Linked DNA regions of Homo sapiens: region 2 is linked to region 1. Evidence: read pairs that join two places in POLR2A ChIA-PET (ENCODE). Cell type or tissue: IMR-90. All regions are shown on one strand. Links, peaks and the distances in the headings refer to the core of each region. The heading gives the core; the rest is flanking DNA. Region 1 overlaps CREBBP (CREB binding lysine acetyltransferase). Region 2 overlaps ADCY9 (adenylate cyclase 9).

Region 1 (4,392 bases), core at 324-4,323:
CCTGGCTACTTACTTTTTATTTTTTTAGAGACAGGGTCTCTCTGTAGCCCAAGCTGGAGTACAGTGATACAACAATGGCTGACTACAGCCCCGGCCTCCTGAGCTCAAGTGATCTTCCTACCTCAGCCTCCTGAGTAGCTGGGACTATAGGCACGTGCCACCACACCCAGCTAATTTTTAAAATGTTTTGTAGAGATGGAGTCTCACTGTGTTGCCCACACTGGTCTCAACCTCCTTGGCTCAAGCAATCCTCCTGCCTCAACCTCCCAAAGTGTTGGGATTGCAGGTGTGAACCACTGCACCTGGCCAAGATCACTTTAAAAAATAATGTTTAAGAAAATTAATTATGCTGGCCTCTTGCACATAGGCCAAGGCACATTTTTCTAGCCAGAAAAGCTGACTTCTTTTTTTTTTGTTTTGTTTTTGAGACAGAGTCTCTCGCTCTGTCACCCAGGCTAGAGTGCAGTGGCGCAACCTCGGCTCACCGCAACCTCTGCCTCCTGGGTTCAAGCTACTCTCCTGCCTCAGCCTCCCGAGTAGCTGAGATTACAGGCATGTGCCACCATGCCCAGCTAATTTTGTATTTTGAGTAGAGATGAGGTTTCTCCATGTTGGTCAGGCTGGTCTCGAACTCACGACGTCAGGTGATCCACCCGCCTCGGCCTCCCAAAGTACTGGGATTACAAGCGTGAGCCACCATGCCCGTCGAAAGCTGACTTCTTTATGGGTCTTACAAAAATTGCTTGGCTGAATTAGTATTTCAGATTAAGAGCCATAACCCAATCAGACCACAGGCAAAGCTTACAGCATACAAGGGTATGTTTCTAAAAAGGAATAAGCAGTAAATTCTTTCATTTGACAAAAATACTCCTGGGAAATTAGACTCACTCTCCAGGTTACCTGTTCTATAAATTTCGTGCATGGGGGAAAACCTGACCCACACACAGAAAATAAGGTCTTATGTATTTCACCATCATAGTTTGAATACAGCTGTATTACAGACAAAATGATGCAGTCGAAAAAAATACAGGCTTGGAGTCAATCACAGGTGGATTTTAAGTAAAATTCTACCACTTTCAAACATGTGTCGTCTTGAATAATTTTCTGCATAGGCAGGAAAGTGGTTCAGAATATTTTACTCCTTGTTATAAAAGACATATGGCACCCACCTCACAGGATTATTAAAAATGAGAAAAAGCAAGATCATGTTTGCAAAGCACCCAGCACAGTGCCCAGTACAATAGGCATGTCCTTTTCTGCTCTTCCTCTTACTGTTATTCAGGAAGAATAAATATAGTAATTGTTATCCTTGCTCATACCTGGATCACACTGAAATTTTATGCTATAGTCATATACATAATTTTGAAAAATGCAAAAAAAAAAAAATTACATGGTAATCAACATAAAAACCCTTAGATATTTTAACTTGGTGACAGATGGACAGCAAATTACTGTCTATGGTAATTTGTATAAATATAACTCTTTTTAAAATATAGCAAAAATATTTTGGAAAAGTTGGTCCTTGAAGTTATGATTTGGACCCATTTACATTAAGAATGTTAGATGTGGCACTTCCCAAGTTTCTACAGTGAACTTAATCCTCAGACGATTCAGAAGATGAGAGATAACGTTTAAAGTGTGAAATACACAGTCACTACGGGACAACCATTATATATCATAATGTTACGTTCACACCATTAAAATGGAGAGTATCTCCCAGTGCGACCACACACAACAATCACATCACCAACACCTCCTAGGGCTTACTGGAGCTGTAACTAAGTGTGCAGGACTACGAAGGAATTGTGAATTGAACAGATTCCAGAGGTGGCACAGTGCTAGAGACATAGAAGTTCTGATCAGTCGGAGTTTCAAGATCTTGCTGAACATCCCAGGAATTAAACTGAGACCCCAAGGCCATGTCTAAGGAACAGGGCTTCAAGACCTGCCCTAAGTTAAGTTTAAAAACAAGCTTTGAGAGAATCAAACTGATCTGAGTAATTAAGAGCCTGCCAGAACAAAACAAACTAATAAAGGACAATAAAACCCATATTCAACAACATTATCATCCACCATTTCCACTACACAGTCTAAAAGTACTGGACATGCCAAGGAGCAGGAAGATGTGACCCATAACCAGGAATTCTATATTTAAACAAACAAGACTGTAAATGAAACAGATACAGAGATGACAGAGATGTTGGAATTTGCCTCTACAAGAAGAGCAGGAAGGGAGAAAAAAAGGAACAAAACACAGAAGCAGCAAACAGAAAACAAATAAGATGAGAAACCTAAACCCAACAATTATCAACATTAAATATAAATAAACTAAACACTACAATTAAAAGACTAAGGTTATCAGAATAAATTAAATAAGATCTAATGCTACGCTGCTTACAAGAGACATACTTAAGAGACAAAGTTAAGAGTGGGCTGGGTGTGGTGACTCATGCCTGTAATCCCAGCACTTTGGGAGGTCGAGGTGGGCAGATCGCTTGAGCTCAGGAGTTTGAGACCAGCCTGGGAAACATGGTGAAACCCTGTCTCTACTAAAAATACAAAAAAATAGCCAGACGTGGTAGTGTGTGCCTGTGGTTCCAGCTACTCAGGAGGCTGAGGTGGGAGGATCACCTCACCCGGGGTGGGGGGCAGAGGTTGCAGGGAGCCCAGACTGCGCCACTGGACTGCAGCTTAGGTGAGAGTGACATCCTGTATCAAAACAAAACAAAACAAAAAGAGTGAAAAAAAAATGTGAATGCTAATCATAAGGAGTCTACATTAAATATGAGAAAAAGGAGATAAAGACAAAGAATATTAACAAAAACAAATATTTCATAATGATAAAAGGCTAAATTTACCAGAGGCATTACAATCCAAAATACATATTAACCTAATAAAACAGTTTCAAAACACATGAAACAAGTACTTACATTTTGTTCTGACTAAATGAAAAACCAGACAAACCTAAAATTGTAATTGTAGATTTTAATAATCCTCTCTTAGTAACCAATAGAACAAAAAAATCATAAGGATTTGAACACCATCAACCAACTTATTCTAATAGACAATTATGAAACATCACATCCCACAACTGTAGGATACACATTCTATTTTTATGAGACAGAGTCTTGCTCCGTACCCAGGCTGAAGTGCAGTGGCGCGATCTCAGCTCACTGTAACCTCTACCTCCTGGGGTGAAGCGATTTTTGTATCTCAGCCCCCTCAAGCAGCTGCAACTACAGAAGCGCACCACCAAGCCTGGCTATTAATTTTTTTTGTACCTTTAGTAGAGACAGGTTTCACCACGTTGGCCAGGCTGGTCTAAAACTCAAGTGATCTGTCCGCCTTGGCCTCCCAAAGTGCTGGGATTACAGGCATGAGACACTGCGCCTGATCATTCTTTTCAAGTATAGATAGAATATTTGTCAAGAAAAACCATTTGCTGGGCCGTAAGACAAGTCTTCAATTTCAAAGGACAACCACCATACAAAGCATGTTTTCTGAACACAGTGGAGTTAAAAACCAACAATAAAATATCTGCAAAATTCCTAAATATTTAAAAGCTAAACACACTTCAGCATAATCCATGGGTCAAAGAATAAATCACATGTAAAATATAAACATATTTTAAACTAATTTAAAAAATGTATTAAAATTTGAGATGCAATTAACAACAGTATTTGGGGTACTTTTTTATGTTTATGGATTTAAAGGATTCAAAGAAATGGGGAAATAAAAAAGATGCATAGGGTTTAAGGAGAAATTTATTGCCCAAATGTTAATATTGGAAAAGTCTAAATAACCAGTGATACAAACTTCTACCCCAAAGAAAAGCCAACATAAGCAGAAGAAAATAAAGACAGAAATAAATGACATAGAAAACAAACAAGAAAAGGCTGACAACAACAAAAGCTGGCTGTTTGAAAATATTAATAAAATGGACAAACCCCAACCTAGATCAATGAGAGAAAAACAAGAGAGCACACCAGACATTATTATAAATTCTATCCAAATTAAGAAAAGAGTACAGAGGCCGGGCATGGTGGCTCACACCTATAATCCCAGCACTTTGGGAGGCTGAGGCAGGCGGATCACTTGAGGTCAGGAGTTCGACACCAGCCTGGCCAACATGGCAAAACCCCTCCTCTACTAAAAATACGAAACTTAGCCAGGCATGGTGGTGTGCGCCTGTAAGCACAGCTACTTGGGAGGCTGACGTGGGAGAACTGTTTGAACCCAGGACGTGGAGGCTGCAGTGAACTGAGATGATGCCACTGTACTCCAGCCTGGGCAACGGAGTGAGACTCTGACTCAGTTAAAAAAAAAAGAAAGAAAAAAAAGAAAAGAGTAGAGAAATGTTATGAACACCTTCATGCCAAATCAATTCAAGAA
Region 2 (4,392 bases), core at 209-4,208, 210 kb after region 1:
GGCTGGTCTCAAACTCTTGGGCTTAAGCAATTCTCCCGCTTGGCCTCTCAAAGTGCTGGGATTACATGTGAACCAGCATGTCTGGCCTTCAATTCATTTCTAAAAAGAGAGGAAAAATATATGGCTTCTTCCCCGCCCCATTGTTATTTGATTCAATTATTTACAAAATGAATTCTTAGGATATTTTGCATTTTTATTTCCTTCTGAAAAATCAGTTTTTACACCATGACCTTAATCTAGCTAATTCTGTTAAAATAGGATTTAATTTTAGATAAGTTCCCAGAGGACCTGCATTCCATTCAATTGTTGGTTGAACTATATTTCCTAGTGACTAGGATTTATAAATATTAATTATCTGAAAGAGTGGAAATGAACATATAGTTATTTTTAGAATATACTGTGATAACAACAACAAAAAATCCTGCAAAACGGAGCTAGACCAGCGCTGACATGAAAATCCAACAGCCACCTGGCGAACTCTGTGTTCCAAGAGGTTTTTATTTACAGTGTAGGATGTGACTTTACCTATAAAATGCTTTCTGGCTGCCACTCCGTTTGGACGATTCCGGTTTTGGTCTGCTAACTTATCAACTGTATGATTTGGGCAAGTTCCTAAACTTCTCTGTGCTTCGTTTCTCCCCTTTGTAAAACAGGACTAAAAATATTAAAACTCGGCCGGGCGCAGTGGCTCACGCCTGTAATCCCAGCACTTTGGGAGGCCGAGGCGGGCAGATCACGAGGTCAGGAGATCGAGACCATCCTGACTAACATGCTGAAACCTCATCTCTACTAAAAATACAAAAAATTAGCCGGGCGTGGTGGCGGGCGACTGAAGTCCCAGCTACTTGGGAGGCTGAGGCAGGAGAATGGCGTGAACCCGGGAGGCGGAGCTTGCAGTGAGCCCAGATGGCGCCACTGCACTCCAGCCTGGGCGACAGAGCAAGACTCTGTCTCAAAAACAAACAAACAAAAAATTAAAACTCTTCCCTGTGGGGTTGCTTTAAAAATCGTATAATGTGTTATATGTAAACATAAAGCATTATAACAAGACAGAGGAATACACCACTGGAGCAAAATCAGAAGCGGTTCCCTCGTTTTTTCACAATGTGGAGTCTGGCCCGGCGCGGTGGCTCACACCTATAATCCCAGCACTTTGGGAAGCCGAGGCAGGAGGATCACTTGAGGTCAGGAGTTCGAGACCAGCCTGGCCAACATGGTGAAACCCCATCTCTACTAAAAATACAAAAATTAGCCAGGCATGGTGGCACGTGCCTGTAATCTCAGCTGCCCGTAATCTCATCTACTTGGGAGGCCGAGGCAGGAGACTCACTTGAACATGAGAGGCAGAGGTTGCAGTGAACCAAGATTCCGCCACTGCATTCCAACCTGAGCAACAGAGCAAGACTACATCTCAAAAATAATAATAATAAACAATGTGGAGTCTTTTATTCTTTGCCTAGAATTTTCTGTGCATTGCTGGAATGAGTATATCCAGAATTCATTCCAAAGTTAATTAAGAAAAGTACAGTTAGGCTTTGGTAAAACAGTCTGCCAAAATTTAACAAAAAAGAGAAGGAGAAGAAAAGTTCATTAAAAAATAACATCACTAGGAACTCTGCAACCTTGAGTGGGGCACTTAAGTGCCACAGACCTCAGTTTCTTCCTTTTTTGTTGTTTTTTTATTTTTGTTTTCTAGGCAGACATTGAATGCTAGTTTCTTCCTTTTTAAAAAAATGAAATAGCTTAACTAGAACCATCTAAACTACAAAGAATCTTTTTAAAATTCTAGGCCAGGCACGGTGGCTCATGCCTGTAATCCCAGCACTTTGGGAGACCCAGGTGGGCGGATCACCTGAGATCAGGAGTTCGACACCAGTCTAGCCAACATGGTGCAACCCCATCTCTACTAAAAATACAAAAATTAGCCAGGTGTGGTGGTGTGTGCCTGTAATCCCAGCTACTCCGGAGGCTGAAGCAGGAGAATCGCTTGAACCCAGGAGGCGGAGGTTGCAGTGGGCTGAGATCGCACCACTGCACTCCATCCTGAGCAACAGAGTGAGACTCCATCTCAAAAAAAACAAAAAAACAAAAAAACAAAAAAAAAATTCTAAAACACTAGGTTTATGAAGTAAATAATAAAATTCTGTGATAGGACGGAGCCATTTTCTTCCAGGCTATTTACCAAACACAGCAAAGGAAATCAAAAAAAGGCTTCCCATATAGTAAAACTTACATTTTGGAGATCTGGATTTCTCCATTATAAACCTATGGAATCAAATCATTTAAAATCTAGTTACCAGAGAAACCTCGGTTTAATATTAACAAACATACTTCCTTTAACCACGAGCCACTTTAATGTATATCAGTTTTATCTCTGGAGCTTCATAGATCCCAACAGAGAAGGCTGATCTATTTTCAGAGAAACATAGCAAGAGAGTGTCACTTCTGAACCATTATACATTTAAACAATCTCTCTACATGTAGAGCCTGCATCTAAATCCCAGCAATTTTTCAGGACCTAGCTCTGAGGCCACATCAGCACTCCAGGCAGGCGGAGGGACTCTCCACCCCGCCTCTTTTGCCCCCAGAAAATAAATCTTTCCCCAGACCAACAATCCACTTCCCGGCCTCACAGCAACGGGCTCCCGGCTCCCGCACGTGACTGCCAACTCTTTACGAGATGAGGCTGTGCTGGCTCGGTATGGTTGATAAGACAAGCATGCAAGAAATATTTATTAATGCAAACTCGTATAAATTCGTATCATCTGAGTTTATGGGAATGAGGATAAATCACAAAAGCATTATAAAGTGAGGCTTTGGACAAAGTCCTGAATGGAAGAGTCTAGTACCATTTTTAGAGCCTCTTTTGTTTTTTAAACTCCTTTTACTATCATTCCCAGCCTTGGTAGACACTTGACAAATATTTGAGGGGAAGCTGAGGACAAAGAGATGAAAATAAAGTGACTGCTATGAAAAAATGAAAGCCCAGGTAACAATAAACAGTTTAATCTCTGTTTAGTTAGGAAGGAGCCAAACGCGGCTGGGCACGGTGGTTCACGCCTGTAATCCCAGCACTTTCAGAGGCCAAGACGGGCAGATCACAAGGTCAGGAGTTCGCGACCAGCCTGACTAACATGGTGAAACCCTGTCTCTACTAAAAATACAAAAATTAGCCAGGTGTGGTGGCGTGTACCTGTAATCCCAGCTACTCAGGAGGCTGAGGCAGGAGAATTGCTTGAATCCAGGAGGCTGAGGTTGCAGTGAGCTGAGATCGGACCACTGCACTCCAGCCTGGGCAACAGAGCAAGACTCTGCCTTAAAAAAAAAAAAAAAAAAAAAAAAAGAGCCAAATAATTTTGCCTCCCAATTTGCTGCATCCATCCAAGAGGGGAAGATGGTCTCAGGCAGTAACTAGCTTTGAAAACCCTTGTGAATTTTTTGAGATAGGGTCTCACTCTGTTGCCCAGGCTGCAGTACAGTGGCGCGATCTTGGCTCACTGCAGCCTCGACCTCCTTGGCTCAAGTGATCCTTTCACCTCAGCCGCCCGAGTAGCTGGGACTACAGACATGCACCACCATGCTTTTTTTCTTTCTTTTTTTTTTTTTTTTTTTTTGTAGAGATGAGGTTTCATCATGTTGCCCAGGCTGGTCTTGAACTCCTAGGCTCAAGCGATCCTCCCATTTCAGCCTCCCCAGTAGCTGGGACTACAGTTGCATACCACCACACCTGGCTAAACTTTTTTTCATATTTTTTGTAGAGTTGGGGGTCTTCCTATGTTTCCCGGGCTGGCCTCCAAATCCTGGGCTCAAGTGATACTCCTGCCTCGGCCTCCCAAAGTGCTGGGATCACAGGTGTGAGCCACGGCACCAGGTCTGAATTTGTGATTCGTGTTAATGACGAACCTGAGCTGAGCCTTAAGTATCTGTCCGGAGTCGCAGAAGCAATCAGCACAGTGCCCAGCACTGAACCACGGCACACAGTGCCCAGCACTGAACCACAACACCCAGTGCCCAGCACTGAACCATAGCACATGCGCATTCCCCCCACGCCCCCGAACTTATATTCGTCACCATATGTTGTGCAGATCCACGAATGGGCAGAGTCACAATTCTCACATGAGCTTTGTAAATAAGGAAAAACTGCATGGGCCAGCACACGTTGCTTGTGTGTGTGTGTCCTAAGCACTGATGACAAATGCAGAACCAACAACATTCCCACTCATCCAGAGGAAATCGTGAGTTCTCAATGAGCAGGCTGGGAGTAGCTTAGTAGTCATTTCCAAAGCACTGTGAAACTTGTCTACTTCATGAAAAAGTACTGAGGCTGTTTTACAGCCCTTTAACTTAAATCTAGTAATTGTGCCTATCAGAGTTCTGAAGAAAATAAGACTC

Evidence for each region. Peaks named below come from ENCODE experiments on the same cell type or tissue, not always from the same donor. Only the 100,000 strongest peaks of a DNase experiment are listed, where the experiment ranks them.
Region 2: POLR2A ChIA-PET joins it to region 1 with 7 read pairs; 2 of 35 experiments call an interaction of 5 or more read pairs at or near these places.

Annotation. Positions count from the first base shown.
Region 1 is chr16:3,827,684-3,832,075 of GRCh38, forward strand. All of the region lies in intron 2 of CREBBP (CREB binding lysine acetyltransferase), which reads right to left. Among named protein-coding and RNA genes, the nearest start is that of CREBBP, 51 kb to the right of the region's middle. In IMR-90, for the core only: no CTCF peak of the experiment used is centred there; a DNase peak (open chromatin) is centred at 2,168; H3K27ac peaks cover 496 bases.
Region 2 is chr16:4,042,277-4,046,668 of GRCh38, forward strand. The region is part of intron 2 of ADCY9 (adenylate cyclase 9); the gene reads right to left. Among named protein-coding and RNA genes, the nearest start is that of ADCY9, 72 kb to the right of the region's middle. In IMR-90, for the core only: no CTCF peak of the experiment used is centred there; a DNase peak (open chromatin) is centred at 2,635; H3K27ac peaks cover 1,349 bases.